Regions from separate parts of the Homo sapiens genome. Here region 2 is linked to region 1. The links are chromatin loops, found by intact Hi-C in ENCODE. Cell type or tissue: Caco-2. All regions are shown on one strand. Links, peaks and the distances in the headings refer to the core of each region. The heading gives the core; the rest is flanking DNA.

What was found. Peaks named below come from ENCODE experiments on the same cell type or tissue, not always from the same donor. Only the 100,000 strongest peaks of a DNase experiment are listed, where the experiment ranks them.
Region 2: it touches region 1 in a loop (1.8-fold over the local background); 5 of 110 quality-filtered maps call a loop at or near these places.

The regions. Positions count from the first base shown.
Region 1 is chr17:37,665,281-37,676,208 of GRCh38, forward strand. No RefSeq gene overlaps it. Among named protein-coding and RNA genes, the nearest start is that of DDX52, 27 kb to the left of the region's middle. In Caco-2, for the core only: no CTCF peak of the experiment used is centred there; DNase peaks (open chromatin) are centred at 5,151, 5,844 and 6,281.
Region 2 is chr17:37,732,110-37,743,037 of GRCh38, forward strand. It overlaps HNF1B (HNF1 homeobox B), which reads right to left. Exons shown (of 9, transcript NM_000458.4): 2 at 7,331-7,530; 3 at 1,448-1,712. Among named protein-coding and RNA genes, the nearest start is that of HNF1B, 7.5 kb to the right of the region's middle. RefSeq lists enhancers at 1-161, 1,299-2,502, 9,534-10,036, 10,037-10,541. In Caco-2, for the core only: a CTCF peak has its summit at 5,226; no DNase peak of the experiment used is centred there.

The DNA of each region.
Region 1 (10,928 bases), core at 1,440-9,439:
CCAGACCTGTACCAGCAAAATGTATGTATCTTTGGTGTTCAAAATGTATACACCTTTGGTGTTTGAGAATAGGTATTTCTATTCTCATTTAATAGATAAAGAAACAGAAACTCAAAGAAGTAACCAGGTCTGTAAACCCCGCACTTTGAGAGGCTGAGGCAGAAGGGATTGTTTGAAGCCAGGAGATTGAGACCAGCCTGCACAATATAAGGAGACCTTGTCTCTGCAAAAAATTTAAAAAACAAAAGAAACTCAAAGAGGTAAGTAACTTGCTAAAGACCACACAGTTTATAAGTGGGAGATTCACACCCAGATCTTCCGATTTCCAGTTGAATGCCATTTCCATGATTCCACACTTCCTTCCAGCTAGTTACCTGATAAATCTATCTGTGCTAATATGTTGCCCATCCCAGATAACATATTGCATTTTATCTTATTATTTATTTACTTATTTATTTTTTTGAGGCGGAGTCTTGCTCTGTCGCCCAGGCTGGAGTGCAGATCATGGCTCACTGCAGCTGTGAACTCCTGGGCTCAAGCAGTCCTCCCACCATGGCCTCCCGAAGTGTTGGGATTATAGGTATGAGCTACCACGCCTGGCCGTAGAATGCATTTTAAAAGAGATACTTCAGAACAAACAATGCTTTTACCCATTTAAATGAGTTTTTAACAGTGGGAGTTTTAGGCAAGTTTTAGGCAAGTATTTTGCCTTAACAGAAGACTCTGCCTATTTATAATTTTTTAAAAACAGATTCATTGACTCTTAGAGTTGAATGGCTTCTTGTCTCATCCAACCCACTATGTAATGTAGTTATCCCTGTATTGCATCCATGACAGATCATCCTCCGGCATTTACCAACTGCCAGGGACGGGTTCACCTCACCAGCAAGCTGTTGAATAAATTCTCATGTGAATCCACAATCTGCCCACTGATCTAGAGAGTTGTTTTCTCCTTTACCTGACAGCTCTTCACATGTTTGTTAGTTTCTCAGACTACCTGTCTCTAGGAGGTTTAGTTATTGTCTGAATGAGATAGTTTCCAGACTTCTCACTATCCTGGTCATTCTCCTCTCAGTGCTTTCTAGTTGGCAAATGTCCCTCTTGAAAATGTTGCCTAGGCCGGGTGCAGTGGCTCACGCCTATAATCCCAGCACTTTGGGAGGTCGGGATAGGTGGATCCCTTGAGCTCAGGAGTTCAAGACCAGCCTGGGCAACGTGGCAAAAACCTGTCTCTACAAAAAATACAAAAATTAGATGGGGCTGGGTTTGGTGGCTCATGCCTGCACTCTCAGCACTTTGGGAGGCCAACATGGGAGGACTGCTTGAGGCCAAGAGTTCGAGACCAGCCTGGGCAACATGGTGAAACCCCATCTCTATAAAAAAAAGTACAAAAAGTAGCCGGGTATGGTGGCATGCACCTTAGTCCCAGCTACTTGGGAGGCTGAGGTGGGAGGATTGCTTGAGCAGGGGAGGGGAAGGTTGCAGTGAGCTAAGATCGCACTGCTGCCTCCAGCCTGGGTGACAGAGTGAGTCTCTGTCTCAAGAAAAAAAAAAAAAAGAAAGAAAACAAAAGTAAAGAAAATGATGGCTAGGTTTTTAAGATGTATTTGGATTGCAAACAAAGTGGGCCTCATATCATCTGGACACAGTTACTTCTATTGATGCTGTCTAGATTTGTGTCTTTAGTAGCTATGACACACTGCTTATTTGTGGTGAGTTTAGGGTTAATTAAGCCCTCCATATATTTTTTATTTGAACTGCATTTCTGAAAATATACTATTTGTATGTTAAAAAAGAGAAGAAAAATGCTTCTGAAGACAGGAATTTATATATATCCTCACTAAATTTAATAATTTGTGTGGTTACTTCATAATTGGCCATCTATAAATGTGATCAAGCATGCCTTCTGTATATAGAGCGAGGCCTGCACTTGCAGAATGCAAAGACAAATTGTCCTGCATTGCCTAATCATTCAGACCAGAAGCCATGGAGGTATATTTGTTTGTTTTTAATCTTTCATCCCCTATGCCCTTTCCTGCAGCACTCTGGAGCTCTCCAAGACAGAGCAAAGTCTGTGGGGAAGGAACCAGGACAGAAATCTACTCTGTTTTGGAGACAAATGGGGCAGCACCTGCAGCTTGGAGGCTGCAGCAGGTTACCAGGAAACACCTGCTTGGTCAGGGGTAGGGAAAGTCATTAGGACTGCTGTCCCAGGACAGAATAAAATACCATCCTCAAATTTCAGAACACTGGTACATTGGGATTTTTACTATAGAATTAAAATTCAATTTCTTTTTTTTTTGAGATGGAACCTTGCTCTGTCACCCAGGCCGGAGTGCAGTGGCGCAATCTTGGCTCACTGCACCTCTGCCTCCCGGGTTCAAGCGATTCTCATGCCTCAGCCTCCCAGGTGGCTGGGATTACAGGCGTGCACCACCACACCCAGTTAATTTTTGTATTTTTAGTAGAGACGGTGTTTTGCCATGTTGGCCAAACTAGTCTTGAACTCCTGGCCTCAAGTGATCCACCTGCCTCGGCCTCCCAAAGTGCTGGGATTGCAGGCGTGAGCCACCACTTCCAGCCTCAATTTCTTACATGAAACCACTTCATGAATTTTTAAAAAACTTACTTGATGTTGGAAGATCCACAGGAAGGGAAGGGGCGGCAGGAGTGCTCTCCTCAGCTCAGTCTCACACCTCCTGGTTTAGTGGGATTGGCATCCACCCTTCCATCTGACTAGCACAAATCAACTTCGAGATATGTTTTTGAGACCGAAATCCTAGCTACCCATATCTCCCTTCTGCCTATCCTGCTCAAAAACTCATACTTACAAATCAATAGACATCCTCCACCCCAACACATGCTCCTCATCTTCAATAAATACTTGTAACTTTGCCTGTGTAATATTCACAAGGACAGTGTTGTACGTGTCTAGCATTGACAGTGCAATAATAAAAACTGCAAGCATGTGGCACTTGTGATGTGCCACCCACTGTTCTAAGCACTTTATAGATGTGAACTCATTTCATGACGTTAATTCATTTCATCCAAAGGACAACAGTCCTGTGTGGTACATAATGTTATTATCTTTGTTTTACAGTTGAGGAAACTGAGGCACAGAGATTAAGTGTTTGTCCAAGGTCACATGGCTAAAAGTGGCAGAGTGGGATTGGAGTTCATGCAGTCCAGCTCCAGTGCTCTTAACCACTATCTTACACTGTCTCACTAAATTGTGGAGGGAGCTGCAATGGATATCTGTGTGGGGTGTGCAGCCCCAGTCCTGGGTTTTCGTCCATAAGCTGTTCTTTGCCAAATGATTTCTAATTATAATAACCAAGAACATGATTACTTTCTTAGGATAGGAACTGCCAGCAGGCTTTAGCTCCTTTCCAGATGAGGAAACGTAGGCTCGGAGTGTTAGTGTAGTCAGGGTCACATAGGGAATAAGTGACAGAAACAAGAATGTGAACCCAGCTCAGGGTGACTTTAGTGTCCAGACACCTCCGCTTAACCTACAATGTCACAATGGTGAGGTCAAATATTCAGAAAGAGCTTAGACACTCTCCATACCCTCTTTTTCATGGGCTAGAGAATACATGGAGGCCTTTCTTCAGGGAAAAAATCATCATAATCATTACCAAAGCATCTTGTCGAAGATCCACTGGGTGCTGGATGCTATAATGTGGGGTTTTTTTAAACTTCAATATGAGGATCCCCGAAAGTATGAGTGTTTCATCATCAACTTGGCAGAAGTTAGCTGAAGGGTATGTAAGCCTCCTGTCCTAAGATAGGTTTCTTCATTTCTTGAGCTGACAGGTTGAATTAAGTTACTGCTTCTCATATATAGCTCTCTGGCTTTTGCTTTAATTTTATTTTTTAAACTGGTGATAGCAGCAATAGGAGGCCCTTGCTTTTAGATCAAGCATAGCTTTATTTTTTTTCAGGATGCAAGTCAAGAGCATAGTTCCTAAAGAACCGTGTGGTGATGTCTGGGATCACTGGGGTGTGCACATTTATTTTATTTTATTTTATTTTATTTTATTTTATTTTATTTTATTTTATTTTATTTTATTTTATTTTATTTTATTTTATTTTTTTGAGACAGAGTTTCGCTTTGTCACCCAGGCTGGAGTGCAATGGCATGATCTCGGCTCACTGCAACCTCTGCCTCCCAGATTCAAGCGATTCTCCTGCCTCAGCCTCCCAAGTAGCTGGGATTACAGGCATGCATCACCACACCCAGCTAATTTTCTATTTTTAGTAGAGACAGGGTTTTGCCATGTTGGTCAGGCTGGTCTTGAACTCCTGACCTCAGGTGATCCACCCGCCTCAGCCTCCCAAAGTGCTGGGATTACAGGCATGAGCCACTGCGCCCAGCCGGGATGTGCACACTTCTATGCATACACATACACCTGGCACAGACAAGCACACGTACTGCCACGTTCATGGTGTGAATCCCTGGAAATAAGGGTGCCGTCAGGGGACCAGCAAGTGCATGGTATGGTCTCCATTCCTGGGTGCATTGATGTGGCCTGCCATGCCCTGCTGGGTTGAGGTGGGCCTGTTCTGTCTGCTCTGAGTCCTGGCTGGGTCAGTCTTTCCAGGAGTGTGGGGATACGGTTTCTATCAGGCATGCCCAACATATCCCCCTGGTCTTGGATCAGCAGGGCAGGCTGGCAGGAATGCCTACCTCAGAGCCCCTAAGCAGGGTTTAGGTCAGTGACCTCTCCACTCCCCACCTTGGCCAGCAGTCCTCCAGCAACGATGCCAAGGATGCTTATTTGTTTGTTTGTTTATTTATTTATTATTTTTTTTTGAGATGGAGTCTTACTCTGTCGCCCAGGCTGGAGTGCAGTGGTGCGATCTCAGCTCACTGCAACCTCCGCCTCCCAGGTTCAAGTGATTGTCCTGCCTCAGCCTCCCAGGTGGCTGGGATTGCAGGTGTGTGCCACCATGCCCAGCTAATTTTTGTATTTTTAGTGGAGGCGGGGTTTCACCATGTTGCCCAGGCTGGTCTCAAACTCCTGATCTCAGGGGATCCGCCCACCTTAGCTTCCCAAAGTGCTGGGATTACAGGCGTGAGCCACCGCGCCCAGCCCCAAGGATGCTTTCTTAGGTCAAAAGGGAAAGCATTGTTGCTGCCCTGTGGCCAGGCAAACAAGCTGCTGGCTTTGAAGTCACAGGGGATTTGCTCAGGCTGGAGTTGGGAGTCTGAAGGAGAGGCCTCCATGCCTTCCTGAAGCCTCACTGCGTTTATTAACTCCACCTGCCTACCCGGGCCTGGTGTGTTTGATGTCTCGGGAGAAGCAGGAGGAGGGAGGCATGCTCTGGGGGTCCTCCGAGGGACATCTTTCAGCCCCTGCTGAGCCTGCCATCCCACCTGGTCTGAACAGAAGGAAAACCAGGCCCAAGTCCAGAAGGGCTAGTGACAGGCCTGTAGTGAAGGGGACACCTAGTCCCCCTCCCTTCAAGGTAGTTTACAGGAGTGTGTTCCAGGGCCAGTTGGAGAGCAGGCTGCTTCCCTTGGTCATTGTCTTTATTCAGGTGGCATCCGGTGAGAATGAAAGTCAAGGGAAGACTTGAAGAGAGAAAGAGGCATCCAGAGGCAGCACTGGTGCCTTAAGGGGCCACAGCAGGTCTCTCCACTTTGCCCTGAGGTCCCCAATCACGCCTCTGCCAGGTGCCTCCCCAACTCCTGCCCCATGCTTCACCCCTTCTCCCCACCAAAGCAGCATGAGTGGGCAATTTGCCATTTCCCAGCGACAGCTCAGAAGCCTTAGGTAATGACCAGAGACATTCCCCACCCACCCCCTACTCACACTCAATAAAATGCACTGATGAGGAATCCATGGAGTGGGGAAGAAAGTTCTAGAGAGCAGGAGCCTGCGTAAAACAATGCTCGCCTCTCTGGGCTTGCCTTGCCCCAGGATTTCACTATGTTCCAAATCATGTTTTATTACCTTTCAGGGTTGGGCCATGGGAATGGGATAAGAAGCAAAGCATTATTATTAACCAGTTCCATGTCCCATACAATATTAGCCATGAATAGCTCCATCTCTCCCCCACAATTTCCCTATCAGCCACATTCTAATGCCCCCCACCCCCAACACCGCTCTCTAGTCTGTCTGTCTGCCTGCTCCCCCTGCCCCTGACATGTTGCAATTCAGAAAGAGCTTGTTTATGATAAGACCTTGAAATCTGGAGTTATAAATCCTGCCCAGGGCGGCCGCCCTATCTCTGTGCTAATGCTTGTGGTGCCAAAAGGAGGCTCACCTGGTTGTGACCCAGTCCCTCTTACTCCCTGAGGAGTTCCCTGCTCCTCCTCTGCAAACACAGGACAATGGGCAAATGGGAGTTACCTGTTCCAACAGGTGTTAGCTGGGCCTCACTTTCCTACAGGGTGATGAGAAGGTCACCCTCTGGCCCGCCCACGCTGGGCATTCCTGTGACTGTGAAAGCCCACCTTCGAACATGACCCTCCCTCTCCCCCACCCTCCCATGACTTCAGCTACAGGAGACTGAGCCCACCTCAATGGCTTTAAAAGTCCCCACTTGAAGCTTCTGAGTCCACCAACTAGAGAGCAGGCAGCACCTGCACTGGCTGGAGGGCCCTTGTGCTGCCTCTTTATTCTGTACAGGCCTCTGTCATTGTGTTTACACCATATTGCAGTTGGCAGTTGTTAGCCTTCCCTACTAAGCTATGGGCCCCTTAAGGGAAGACACTGTTTCTGATTCATCATTGAATTCCTAGGCCCAAAAGACTGCACAGAACATAAATATTTGTTAAATGACTAGGTGAATGGTGTCATCATTACCAGCACATATTTCTTCAGGGTATCTTATGTGCAGCGAACCTGCTAAGCAGTAGGGATACAAAGATTAATTGGACACCATTCCCACTCTCAGGGGCTTATGCTGGAGTCGGGGAGACCCACTGAAGCTTCACTTCCCTAGAGGTCAGAGGAAGAGCTGGATCTGGGGACCCCAGGAAGCTGCTTTGACAACCAGAGGCCTAGGGTCTTGGGAAAGTTTGCCCAGAGTGAACTTACCACAGATGCCAGAGACTCAGATACCTACTCACCATTGGTCTTGGTACATTCCAGAGTGGAGGTGATAACTTGCCAACTAACAGCATGTGGAGCCTTTTCCTTTGTGACTTGTATCCTCCTCTCAACAATGGGAATAAAAGTAATTTCTAGTATCTTCACTTGGAATGGATTTTTCAGCCCTTTAGCTCTGGGAAGAAAAGAAGTGAAACTGGCCCCCACTGGGCCCTAGCTGGAGCTGTACTTGTTAGCTCTGCCCCATACCATTTGGTTTAGGCTGCCTGTGGATTTGAGGCCACAGCTGCCTCCACCCTCAGGAGGAAGGAACGAGGAGGTCCAGGCATCTGTCTGGAGTTCAGTTCATCCCAACACACATTAATTGAATGCCTCATCTGTGCCAAGCATGCTGGACAGTGGGAATAGAGAAATTAACATCGTGGGTGTAGCTCCTCCTTTCAGACAGGGACTGATATCTCTGAGAACCTGTGGGAAGAAGGACAACCAGTTGATCTCTTGAGGACTGAGAGTCAGCCCACATGATATGAGAGGCTGTTGCATCCCAATGCCATTGTCTCATGGAGGGGACCTTTACTGTGTGGAGTGGGGGCCTAGCAGTGTATGTGTGGGCAGTGTGGTGCAGTGTCCATGGGTGGTGTTTTCTGTGTGGCTGTTTGCAGTCAGCGCTTTTGAAGCTTTTCATGTGAAGTACCATTAGTGGCAGAGAGTGAATTCACACTTCACAAGGGGCATGGGGTTTTAGATCACTGCACACAGAAACTTTCTTCGAAGCCCCATGTTTTGTCTTAAAAGTATGTTTAGGCTGCGCATGGTGGCTCACGCCTGTAATCCCAGCACTTTGGGAGGCCAAGGCAGGTGGATCACGAGGTCAGGAGATTGAGACCATCCTGGCTAACACGGTGAAACCCCGTCTCTACTAAAAATACAAAAAATTAGCTGGGTGTGGTGGCGGGCGCCTGTAGTCCCAGCTAGTCGGGAGGCTGAGGCAGGAGAATGGCGTGAACCCGGGAGGCGGAGCTTGCAGTGAGCCGACATTGCGCCATTGCACTCTAACCTGGGCAACACAGCAAGACTCCGTCTCAAAAAAAAAAAAAAGTACATTTAAATTTTCTATTTTCTACCATAATCCATCTGTTTGCTTTTATTGAAAAATGCAGTTAACATTTCTTATATCTGAATAAAATGGACATTCCAGGAAGATAAGCCATCTTTCCTGTGACTTCTTGCAACCTCTGGCTCACAGCCCTATTACCCTAGCTTGAGAAGCTTGCCTTTTGGGACATCAGGCCCAGATGTACCACATTCAGGGTGCCACCCCAAAGTGGATTTCTAACACACTTGCATGGTCCATGCCCGTGACCTGGAAACACTGTTCTGGATTTGGCCTATGCTGCCCTGGTCACACACTCCTTCAGTCAGACCCCACAGGACCATCCCTCCACCTCTCGGCTTATCCTGGTCCCTACAGCAGGGTTTGGAGATCAGGTGGCCAGTGACCATATTCCCCAGATGTCTGGGGCAATGGCCATCAATCTTTTTGTAGTCTCCTTCACAGAGAATGAGTAGGGCAGAAGCAGCAGTGAGCATGGGATCCTGAGGGGAGTTCACAACAACTAACACGGCCAGGTGCGGTGGCTCACGCTTGTAATCCGAGCACTTTGGGAGGTCAAGGCGGGCGGATCACCTGAGGTCAGGAGTTCGAGACCAGCCTGGCCAACATGGTGAAACCCTGTCTCTCCTAAAAATACAAAAATGAGGCATGGCGGCACATGCCTGTAATCCCAGCTACTTGGGAGGCTGAGGCAGGAGAATCGCTTGAACCCAGGAGGCAGAGGTTGCAGTGAGCCGAGATTGCACCACTGCACTCCAGCCTGGGAGACAGAATGAGACTCTGTCTCAAAAACAAAAACAAAAACAACTAACAGCTAATGCAGATACTTGAACTAATTATCTATCTAAAGGGTCCTGGTCTAGGGATTGTTCTCACAACTGCCTTGGTAGCTTTAGTACAATGCCCCGTTTAGTGTTCCCTGACACAATTGCTTTATCTGTATGAGGAAACGGAGTAAAGACTACATTTTATCTGGTAATGGAGAAGTTCTATGATCCCAAGTCCATATAGGTTTATTATGGATTCACCGTATTAGTGTTTTTTAAGTTTTTAAAGAAGTGTGATGCCCTCATTTTTTTCACTCACACATTAATGCATTTTCTTATTTATTCAACAAGTCTTTATACAGAACCTACTATGCTTCAGGCACTGTATGAAGTCCTGGAGATATAGTGGTAAGCAAGAATGGCATGGTCTGGGCCCCCTTAGAATTTGCAAGTGAGAGACAAAATTAAACAAATGGTCTCCATGGAAGCAAACAAAGCAAGTTCAAATGGGGCAAGCCCAGGGCTTTCTTCTGCTGACTGCTCCTGGATGTTCTGCCCAATAGCCTAAGAACACAGTTAGTAGGTCCTGGACTAAGTCAGGGATAACAATAGATTGTCTATGATTCCTCATATGGAAAGTAAAAACAAACGTAAAATGAAATTCACCTCCAAGTCCCTCCTCCTGCTCGACTGCCCCAGAGAAAATGCACCAAACCTTAAGTGTGCAAACACACTTAAGAATAAGGAAATTCATTATTTCATTTAGTCCTCAAATTAGGGCTGTGAAGTTAAGTGCCATGATTCTCTCCATTTCAAAGATACAGAACCTGAGACCTTAGGGAGGTGAAGCTCACCTGGCCAGGATGGGAGTAAGATGGAGTTTACAAATAGGGTGGGGAGGAGGAAGCTTTGGGGCATGACTCTTTTGAGACAGGGTCTCACTTTGTCACCTAGGGTGGAGTGCCGTGGCATGATCTTGGCTCTTGGCTTACTGCAACCTCCGCCTCCTGGGTTCAAGGGATCGTTCCACCTCAGCCTCCCAAGTAGCTGCGACTACAGGTGCATGCCACCACACTTGGCTAATTTGTGCTAGGATTACAGGCATGAGCCACCGTGCCTGGCATCTCTTGATTTTACTGAACAGTGCTGGGCTGGAGGCTTCCAGTGACTCTCCAGACAGACCCCTGTGGTTCTGGAGACTCTGCCACTGCCCCTTATCTTTCCTCCCCATGGCGCACACGGATTTGATGGCTCTAGGTGCTAAAAACTCTGGACTCTAGAACTCAGCTAAGGAATTGCAGAGCTGATGGGACAGTGGAAATGTGGGCAACGTGTCCGAACAACCCACAGCCCTGCCTCCTCCTCCCCAGACTGACCAATGACCCTAAGCCCTGAATGGATTTTTCCTTTTTTTTTTTTTTGAGATAGAGTCTCACTGTGTCGCCCAGGCTGGAATGCAGTGGCGCAATCTCGGCTCACTGCAACCTCTGCCTCCTGAGTTCAAGTGGATTCTCCTGTCTCAGCCTCCTGAGTAGCTGGGATTACAGGAGCACACCACTGCGCCCAGCTATTTTTTTTTTTTTTTTTTTTTGTATTTTTAGGAGAGACAGGGTTTCGCCGTGTTGTCCAGGCCGGTCTTGAACTCCTGACCTCAAATGATCCGCCCGCCTCAGCCTCCCAAAGTGCTGGGATTACAGGCATGAGCCACCGTGCCCGGCCCTATTGGATTGTTCCTAAGAAACTTGGCATGGCTTTGGCAACTGACAATCCTGACAAAGGATTATCACTTCCGCCCTTCGCCTTTGGAGTATCTTCATCTAAGCCTTCACTGCCCTTAAAGGAAAATTCAGCTGAATTTGGAATGAATGAGGTTGTACAGCTAATCATGTTTAGAGTCACCTTCCTATGACATTAAGGCCTCCAGGAGAGTCATTGAAAAGTCTGTGAGGTCTGCTAATTCTATTGAGAGTGAGGAATGTGTTTATT
Region 2 (10,928 bases), core at 916-8,915, 66 kb after region 1:
GCAAGCCGGGGACAGGCAGTCCAGGGGAAGGTCCAGATGGGGCTTCCTTATTTAGCCATTCTTCCCACCACATAAAAGGCAAAGCCCTTCGCTGGCTCTGTCTTGAGTGGCTTCAAAGCACTTCGAGAGGATTTCTGGTCTTTTGGGGCTTGAACTCCCTGAAAGAGTGCCAGGAAGCAAGATGCTTTATCCCCTCCAAAAGGCAGGCTGGGTGGGGTACAAAGCAGGGTGCATTGAGATGGCCAGTCTCTAGCTTTATCAGGGCTGGTGAAACCTCAAAACCAGGTGCGAGAGATTCTTAGACACTACTGGGTGCTGCAAGGCATCTCATTAGTCGGGGTATGGAGCACAGCCTGAGGACTCAGTGGCAATACAGGCCTCCCTGCTTCCCAGCCTGACCTCCCTGGCTGCATTCTTCCCACAGCCAAGGCCAGCCCAGCCCAGAGACAGAGAAAGCGCACACAGGCCTTGGCCAGACCAAAGAGCTGAAGTTTTAGAAAGTCAATACTGGAGTCAGGGAGAACAGGGCAGGAATGAAGTAAAAAGATTTCCCAAGGCTTTCCAATCGTTTAAAAAAAAATAGCTGGGCCCTGTGGCTAGAGCCTGTAATCCCAGCTATTTAGGAGGCCAAGGCAGGAGGATCGCTTAAGCCCAGTTCAAGATCTGCTGGGCAACATAGCAAGACCACATTTTAAAAATAAATACTTAAAATAACACAGAGTTGTTTTTTTGTTTTTTTGTTTTTTTTTTAAATAGAGATAGGGTTTCACCATGTTGCCCAGGCTGGTCTCAAACTCCTGGGCTCAAGCAATCCTCCCGCCTCGGCCTCCCAAAGTGCTGGGATTATAAGTGTGAGCCACCGTGCCTGGCTGGTAGTTAACAAGTAAAAAGAACTCTGTTGAGTCAGCGGGGGCAGAGTGGACTGAACAGATCTGACCAATTCTTACTCTCCTGCCAAGTTTCCTTTTGGACCACTGCATGTCTGACAATTGGTAGAGGCCAGATCTAGAGTCTGTGGCTAAGGGAAAGTTTTACCCTGGCCTGCAGGGAGGTCAAACACACAATTTCGCTTCCCAAGTATCATATTTTAAATTAGCATTCTCCAGAGTATCTTCCCTGGAAGAATAATTCATGGGGTTGTTTGTACTCTACCGAAGATTCCATAGTTAACAACCAATTCAACAAAGCTAAGTGGGTTTCTTGACTGCAGGGCTTCTCGGAACCTTTAATATATGTTGTGACTCTCTAAGGGGAAGTATCCATATGCTGATTCTCAGACTTACTGATTAATGAATTGATATTGGGGTTCTGTGGAACATACTTTGAGAAGCTCTGATTTAGCCACACTTATCTGTATAACTAGTGTCTCAATATCCCAGGACCGAGGGGAGGGTTCCTGGGTCTGTGTACTTGCCCACCTGCCCAGGTGAGCTTCTGGTGGTGTTACCTGTTGCATTCCTCCACTAAGGCCTCTCTCTCTTCCTTGCTGGGGTTCTTTTGCCGATCGTAGGCCTGGTACAAGATTTGCTGGGACGCGGGCCCCCATTTGAACCGGTTGCGGCGCATCTTCTTGTTGGTGGGCTCAGAGCAGGCATCATCGGACTGCCCAGGCCCATGGCTCTGTTGACTGAACTCTGGAAAGAGAAACAGCAGCTGATCCTGACTGCTTTTGTCTGTCATATTTCCAGAACTCTGGACTGTCTGGTTGAATTCTGAAAAGAGAAAGGAGTAGATTTGATAGGGTCTGTAGCCTTCACTCAGCAGACAGACAGACAGACAGACAGACAACGGACGAAGACACCTTTATTCCCCTCGTCTAACTAAGCTTTGCAACCTTCTCTCACTGCATGTGGAGCTGGAGATGGGGAGCCCTCAGCACAGGCCCTTACTGCCCACCTCAGTTGCTCCAGCAAAGCCACCCTTTTCCTTTCTTTGAAGGAGCTCAAACATAGCCAGCTATAGTTTTAAGAAAATTATTATTTTTTCCCCTTTGGCTCACTGGCCTTCAGAGATGAAGCAACACTCTGCATCCTGAACTCCTGTATTTGATGTCAAGTGGGTGAGCTCAATCAAGTCTCACATCCAGGGGAGAACTGCTCAAAGGTACAATTTACACTTGCACAAAATATTCAGAGGCTGTAGATAGCACTCCCCACCTCTCCTCCCTCTTCCTATATCCTAGGTATCTACATTATAAAGTCAGGTTTTTAGAAAAACCCCAAACCTTTTGGAACATGCTTTGAAATAAATATAACTGGAGCTTTGTATTGGAAAAAGAAAATGTGCTTTAGATCTCAAAATAATTTCAAAGACTACAAACACAGGACCTGTCTGGGAGTAGTGTTTAATTAGCTGGAAATGATGCTCCCTGTCTGTCCAATTCCTTGAGTCCAGGCATACTGTGACCATCAGGAGATTTTTGTGGAATGAATGAGAACCAGCAGCTCGGCCCAGAGGTGATGCCTTAGCCCACATGGTTTAATGAGATTTGATATCTACATTACCGAAGAAGAAAGCTTTGCTGTCCTCGTCTTCACATCTGCATGAAGCAGGGCTCATCAGGAGTGATTAATTCCATTTTAAAGATGAATAAACATGGAGGCTAAGCACTCTGCTGAGCAAAGACACGTAATACATTCATCTCCTAGCTCTGGGTCCCTATGTTCTGGATCTTAATATCTTTTTTTTTTTTTTTTGAGACAGAGTTTGCCTCTTGTTGCCCAGGCTGGAGTACAGTGGTGTGATCTCGGCTCACTACAATCTCCGCCTCCCGGGTTCAAACAATTCTCCTGCCTCAGCCTCCTGAGTAGCTGGGATTATAGGTGTGCGGCACCATGCCCAGCTAATTTTTTGTATTTTTAGTAGAGATGGGGTTTCATCATGTTGGGCAGGCTGGTCTCAAACTCCCGACCTCAGGTGATCCACCTGCCTCAGCCTCCCAAAGTGCAGGGATTACAGGTGTGAGCCACCGTGCCCGACCTTGATGACTTTCTTTCTCAGTTCCTGTAATTACTCCCACAGGTCACAGAAAGTGGAAGGCTACCACCTCCCTTTGTGATGTAAATGATGTGCCATCATTTACATGCCATCCTTCCTGTTCCTTTGGACAACTGGATCCAAAATCCTCAAGGTTCAAGTCAGGCTACTACTTAACGTTTGAATCCCCTCTACAACCCCACACCAAGTGGCCCTCCAGGCTATATGCCTCCAGCAGCAGGGAACTTACCACCTGTCTTAGGCTCATTTCCATTTTGCTCCATCGGGAGGAATGGTTAGGGCCCCTAGCCCGCCAAGACTTGCAATCCCAACTGCAGGTGGTGTTGGGCTTTGTTTAACTGTGGACTGATGGTGTCACTGGGGCCTTTGATTTCGGCCCATTCACCTTGGAGGATTCTTAGGCCACCTTAGGGCTCTGTTTTCAGTGGTGCCCAACAATGCCACTATAGACCTGAGAGAGTCCCTGTCAAATGTACTAGCAGGAAGTCACTGCTAGTGGGATCATGTGGGGCCCCAGCTTAATTCCCTCATCATTTAGTCTCCCCAGCTGTGGAATGAGACTGACTGAAAGCTTAGGGACACTAACTAGTCTTTTAGAATATCTACCCCTAGTCAGGATGATAGTGATGTTGGCCCAAATTCCTTTGGGGGTTATACTTTTTCTTTTTTTCAAACAAGGTCTTGCTCTGTGACCCAGGCTGGAATGCAGTAGTACGATCATAGCTCACTGCAGCCTTGACCTCCTGGGCTCAAGCCATCCTCTCGCCTTAGCCTCCCAAGTAGCTGGGACTACGGATGTGCAGGCCACCACATCTGACTAATTAAAAAAAATTATTTTTGTAGAGACGGGGTCTCGCTATGTTGCCCAAGCTGGTCTCAGACTCCTGGCCTCAAGCAGTCTTCCCGCCACCTCAGCCTCCCAAAGCATTGGGGTTACAGGCGTGAGCCACCATGCCCCACCTGATTATACTTTTCAAAGTGCTTTAGCCCCTCTATGGTATTTGACTTCACAGCAGCTCTCTAAATGCAGTTACTTGAGGGGAAATCCAAGGGGGAGAAGGAGATGTCCCCTGCTCAGTGAGGTCTGTCACAGTGTCTTCCCTCCTCCCCGTGGGCCCTGTGTGGCACCAGTAGAGTCACCAATGGCGAAAGCCAGTGTGGATCATCCCAAGGGCCTGGGAGCAATGTGAGATTTTTTCATTTGATGTGAACAGACACAATAACGGTTCACATTTATTGAACCTTTTCTGTGGTGAGGTATTGTGCCAAATCCTCTAAATATATTCCTTCATCTAATTCTTACGACCGCTCCATGTGAGAAGTACAGCCACCTCCATTTTACAGATGAAGAAACTGAGGTTCAGACTGGTGAAGTGACTTGTCCAAAGTCATGTGGACTTGGGGCAGGAGCCTGGACACGAGCCCAGCCTGCAGGCTTGCAGGCTCCTAACTACCAGCCTGTGCATCACCTCTCACTAAAAACAAAACCCAAGCCACGTACCCCGCAAACGCTTCATATCTGACTTGTGTGGAGGTGACAAAACCGATTCCTGAAGCTTTGTGTCTGGTGGGTGTGAGACACTCTCGCAGCTGCTCCCCAGTGTGAGGGCTGCCTCAGTCTCTCACCTGCCCTTTGAGGAGGTAGCAGGCTGAACAGTGTTCAGAACTCAGTGTGTCCTCAAATCAGCCAGGTGGGTTTGCCTGTAGGTGCTCAGAACCATTCGGGTTCCACTGACATCAGGGGCTTGGCTCTAGCCTCTCCCAATTTTTGAAGAACTAGACTCCCACATTTGCTCCCTCTAGCCACCAACAACTCTTCTCTACTTCCCTTCAGATTAATTGGGGTTGGGGAAGAAAATGTTCATTGCCCATGAAAATTATCTTGGAGAAGTTGGCTTCAGTAGCCTCTTTATAGGCTTGGGGGCTGCTTGGACAAGGAGGTTCTGTGTGTGTAGAGGGGCCCATGAATATTACCATTTGTTATTTTTAGTTTTTCCAGGAAATTTGTAATCATGTATCATTTTTTATTCTCTCCCCTCTTCCTCCTTCTCCTCACCCCATTCACTTGTGTCCCTCTTTTATTTCTCTTACTTCCTAATTCTTATATCATGCTTGCATGTCTTACATTCATCCTTCAAGACATGATTTGAATGTCACCTCTTCTAGGAAGCCTCCCATGATGTCTCCAGGCAATTTAGCAATTCCTCTGCTGCCCCTTGTGTATATCTTTATAACAGCTCTTAGAAAGTGAATGTCATTATTTACTCAAACATCTCCACTTCTTCACTGGATGGCAGGTAAGTCCCTGGAGAAAAGAACCTATGTATTCCATAGCTTAGCGTAGTGTTTGGCACATAGTAGGTGCCTGTATAATAGTTACAGAAGGAAGGAATGTTTCTTAAGCTTTTATGTCTCGTGTGACTTTAAAACAAAAATAACAACTGGGTGCGGTGGCTCACCCCTGTAATCCCAGCACTTTGGGAGGCTGAGGCGGCGGATCACGAGGTCAGGAGATCAAGACCAGCCTGGCCAACATAGTGAAACCCCGTCTCTACTAAAAATACCAAAAAAAAAAAAAATTAGCCAGGTGTGGTGGCGGGCACCTGCAGTCCCAGCTACTTGGGAGGCTGAAGCAGGAGAATGGCGTGAACCCGGGAGGCGGAGCTTGCAGTGAGCCAAGATCGCGCCACTGCACTCCAGTCTGGGTGGCAGAGCGAGACCCCGTCTCAAAAAGTTAAATAAATAAATAAATAAATAAAACAAAAATAACAATAACAACAATCTCTTGAAGAGGCTGTTGTATTTGTAAAACGTCCCTTCCTCAGCATCTTGAGAAACTTTCTGGACCTCTGTCTTTTGAGAAGTTTCCAGTCTGCCTTTCCTGCCTCCTTCTCCTTTCTGAAGAAATTCTCATTGAATACAGAGAGGCAGCACAGACTGGAAATGCTGCATAAAGCTTAAATTGGGCAGGGCCCAAGCGTTGTTGGGTCTTTGGAGACAATGGCTCCTGAGAATTTTTTTAGGCTTTCCAGGAACTACAGAGAGTTGCTTCATGTCAGGAACACAAATTCTTAAAGAGCTAGTCACCAAGTATGGGGGGCCAACCCATTCTTGGAAAGGTCTCTCGCTCTAAGCAGCAAACAGCTCTCATGTTGCTTCTTCCAATCTATTCATGTAATGCTCCCAACAAAAGCACAAACACCACAATATGAAATGAACACCTAAAACCATTCCTTTCACCAGCCCAGGGACATTGAGACAATAAATACTGAAACAATCACTTCAGAGCAGTGTGTAACAGAAGACAAGAGTCATTTTAAAAAGCAACAGGGAAAAAACCCAACCCAGAAACCCAGATAGTGGTGGAAATTAACATCTTGATAAAGACAGAGAAGCCTAGATAAAGCCAGAGGATAGTGTGTGGGGAGAGTGAAAACCGATACAAATTTTCCAGGAAAAGGATTGGATCAAAGTAATGAAAGTGTAATGTCAAAGAATACTTTCCTAAAATACAGACAGTATGTCATTCCTACTCTTGTTATTCATAGGCAGTTCAAACTTCTCTAGACGTACTTCAAAACAAAAACCTTTTAGAATTATTGGGTGGGAGAAATCTTGGGACAGAAAAAAAACTTTGGGATGGGAATGGGGATGACAAGAATTGATGGGTCAGAGTTCCAAATGCAGATGCTTTTCCTGTGCCCTGCCTTAGCCAGAAATAGCTTCTTCATGAGCAGGGCCACCAGCTGAGGTCCCCACACTCTACCAGTGTTGGTAAATGTGGGTAAACACCTTAAATTGCCTCAGGATTCAATCCCTCCCACTATCCTCCAAGAACAGGGTGAAGTTCTGAATATATCTCTCTATACAAATGCATTCTATTGTTGATACTTTTTCCAGAGAGGAGGAAATTAACAGTAATAGTAATCAATATTATTGACTGCAACGAAATGTCTTCTTTGGAAATTGACTGATGGTCACGTATCAAGGGGAGATGCTGGGTTTTCTCTCAGGGAAGACATTTCACTCTGTCACCTACTTGGTTTCAAAGAGAAGGAGGTGGAAGGAGGGGCCAAAAAGTTTAAGGTATGCTGCATACACTGACAGGCTCCTCAGAGCAACTGGCTGGGTAGCAAGGGGGCTGTGACTGAAGAACATGACAGAAGCCAATCCATTGTACAGCAACCACCAAGGCCAAATCTACTTGCCACCTTCCTCATATCTGCCAAGTGCTCACAAGGCCTTGTCGATGAAAGGGAAACTGAGGCAGCCAATGGGGTGAGAGGGCAAAGGTCACTTCAGGTTGAGGCAGAGGCAGGATGAAAACACTTACGTCGGAGGATCTCTCGTTGCTTTCTGACGTACCAGGTGTACAGAGCGGCACGCTTCTGGGTCTTCATAGGGGTGCCCTTGTTGAGATGCTGGGAGAGGTGCGACTGGTTCAGGCCGGTGACATCGACCACCTCCCTCTGGGGGATGTTGTGTTGCTGCATGTAACCCTTGATCATTTTAGCAGCCCTCCAAGGGTCCTCACTAGACAGACAAGCAGATGGTTAGGGTACTAGTGGGAGACATCTGGGGAGAAACATTCTTTTTCTAGGGGGTGCTACCTATGGTCTATGCAAAATTCTGAATTTTCCCCCCATCTAAGCTACAACTTTGGGGTAGACATGAGGCCAAAATGGAAGCTAAACAGAGGAGAAGGTGACTGCCCCTGTACGGTACACCTCATCCCTTTCTTCTGAGGTTAGTGGGCAAAAGAGGACTTCCCATCTTCAGGAATAAAAAAGCACCACCACCACTCTCTCTTATTAAGCAAAAAGAAAAGCTCTTGTTTTATTTAATTAATTAATTAATTTATTTATTATTATTTTTTTTGATGTGGAGTTTTGCTCTTGTCACCCAGGCTGGAGTGCAACGGCATCTTGGCTCACTGCAACCTCCACCAGGATCCTGGGTTCAAGCGATTCTCCTGCCTCAGCCTCCAGAGTAACTGGGATTATAGATGCCCAGCACCACACCCAGCTAAATTTTTTATTTTTAGTAGAGATGGGGTTTCACCATGTTGGCCAGGCTGGGCTCACACTCCTGACCTTAGGTGATCCATCTGCCTCGGCCTCCCAAAGTGCTGGGATTACAGACGTGAGCCACCGCGCCTGGCCATTTTATTTTGCTTTCCTCCATTTTCCTGCAATGTGGGAGATTTAAAAGGCAGGAGGCCCACTGGAAAGTGGGGATGCCTTTAGCTTGGGGCTGGACTCCCTGATCCTACAATGAAGTAGGGATAGCATCAGTTTCTGAATTTGCCCAATTTTAGCTTCAACCTCTCCTACATTATTTTCCTTTTGAATGGGTATCTCCATTTCTTATAAAACAGGGGTGAAATGTATGTGTTCACCTTCTAAGAAGCAAGGAGGATGTCTTAGCCAAATAGTAAATAATTTTCAGAGTTTTAGAAAAGTTTTCCAAAATACAATGTTGTATCTCCTTGGGACGGGAGGATCACACCACTGAGGTGAGGCAAGTAGTTAAAAAAAAAAAAAATCCACAGCTCCACCTTCCAGACAAAATCTACTGGGCTAATGGGGACAAATAACTTCAATTTCGGACATTAACAATTTTAGATGCTTGTTTTCCTGTATTATGTTTCTCATAAATTTTAAATACTGGATAAGAACATGGTTATACTTTTCATTTCTCATAAACACAGGTGTGTAAACTGCTAGTTTTAGCACCTTTGAATTTTATTTGTCTAGAATGGTTTCAACTTTGCCAATATCTTTTCTTGCTTATTGAACAGATGCTTTGAAAAGAGAGATATAATTTAAAACTAGAAATTAAAATAGTGTGCAGCACAGAACAAAAGTACTAAAGAAGCAATATATACATGTTTACTATTTATTTAATGCAGGTACATATTTAACTTACAAAAACCAGCACCCCATTACTGTATGTTGATATATATATTAGCTTGATAGAACAAGAAAAAAAACGGAAGGGAAAACTAGTTTCAGGTGAAACAAAAAAGAAAACGGTGTAGAGGCTGAAATAGATACAGCATTGCAACATAATAAGCAATTTTATTTCTAAATGGCGCCTTTAAATATGTCAAATAAAATTAATTCTGTTTAATGAATAAAAATCCAGTAATCGAACATATTTTATAAGCATTTGGGTAGTTGTGATTATTTTATTAAGACTTTGATATTAAACTCGTGAGAACACAGGCTTTGATAGAGATGTTTTTGAGAAATGCAAACTTTTTATATTAATTATATATAAGAACGAATTTCTCAAGTATTTACAAAGGTAATTTCCAAGTACACAATATGAGGAAGTAACAAGAAGAACAAAAAATGAGAAAACGAGTTACAGTTTCAAACGTGGAGAATTCACATTAAGAGGAAAATAATGTAATAAACGTTTTAGACATATCCTTGTAAACATCACAGATCATTTAAAAGTTTATTTCTGGTCAATATTTCCACCGATATTTTTAGGATGGAAAAATACTTTCAACGGCTACGAACAAGACTCCTCGAACCTTAGGGGAAAAATTGCATTTTAAAAGTGAATATTGCTTTAGCAAATTCTTCGGCTATTTTTCTTTTGTTTAAATGCCTTTACCTGTGTTCATTTTGTATGCCTAAGAAACCTAGAAAAATAGGGTACTGTTCTAAGTGGGAATGATTCTGTGGAAACAGTGAATTAGCCCAACAATTGGGGAGGGTTTAAAAAAAGCCCCCAAGAACCTTATAAATAATGGCAAAACCTTTTAAGTCCGACTTAAAAGAGTGAGGAGTAAGATGGCGCAGTTATACCTTCACAACCCTCTGACCCCAAAATTCACGTGTGTTCACCGGGAAGAGCCGGGAGAGCTGGTTATTTTTGTTTGTTTGTTTGAAAACACAGCTCAGGTTCAGAGGTTCCCTAACACCGAGAAAGGCACCGGTCCCGAAGAGGGCCTGCGGCCATTGTGTCCCAAGCGCAGGTGTCAAACGCCGGCCGCGGCGCCCGCAGGGTCCGTCCCGCACGCTCCTTCTCAAACAATGACTTTGCTGCCCACGAGCAGAGAAGCCTGGACTCCAGCGCAGTCCGCAGCGCGTTCGTTAAGGAGCCCAACTTCGGCTTCTTAGAATGCAGCCCACTTTCTAGACGCCCCCGGCGCACCTGCCTCGAGGCCGCGAGAAAGGCCAGCTCCGGCCGGGAGCCGGGGACCGGGAAGCGCGCAGTCCCGACCTTCCTCCCCTGCCTTTCTCTTCCAGGAGGTTTACTAGAACTCCGGGAACTCCAAAACGCGACTTTTCTTTCTCTTTGCTTTTCGTCTTAAGGGAACACGGTGGGCAAAAGAAGGGAGTGCGTGTGCCCGAGGCTTGGGAGCCCCCTGTGCAGTGACCTAGGAACCGCTAGCGATTTCTTGAAAAATTACTTTAATCAAGTCCGGCGCTCCCGGGAGCGGGGGAGGAAAGGCAGCACCCGCTCGGGACGGGAGAAAAAAGCCTCCAGGTCTGTCCCGCGTCTCCAACTCGGCGAGGGTCTCCGGCTCCCCAGTCCCTCTCCCTGCCCTGCTGGGGCCTGGGGCTTTGGGGAGGGAAGAGCGGGGCTGGGGTCTAAGGACCCTGGGCCGGGCCTGGCTCTCCGCCGGCCGGGCCTGCGGGTGTCGGCGACCCGGGGGCTCCGCGGGCGGCTCGGGCGCTCACAGAGCCCGCGTCCCGCGCCAGAGCGGTGAGGCCGCAGGGCCGCACGGGGCGCCTGGCTGGGTGCGCGCTGGGAGCGGCGAGCAGCCCCGCGCCCGCGTTTTGATCTCCTTCCCCCCTCTAAGCCGCGTTTACAACTTCACCAATGAATAACCCGCCTCTCTTTTCAACCTAATCACGGCTCTTTGTGTATCTTTCTGTTGATGATTTATAGAAATAAATTAATAACACCCC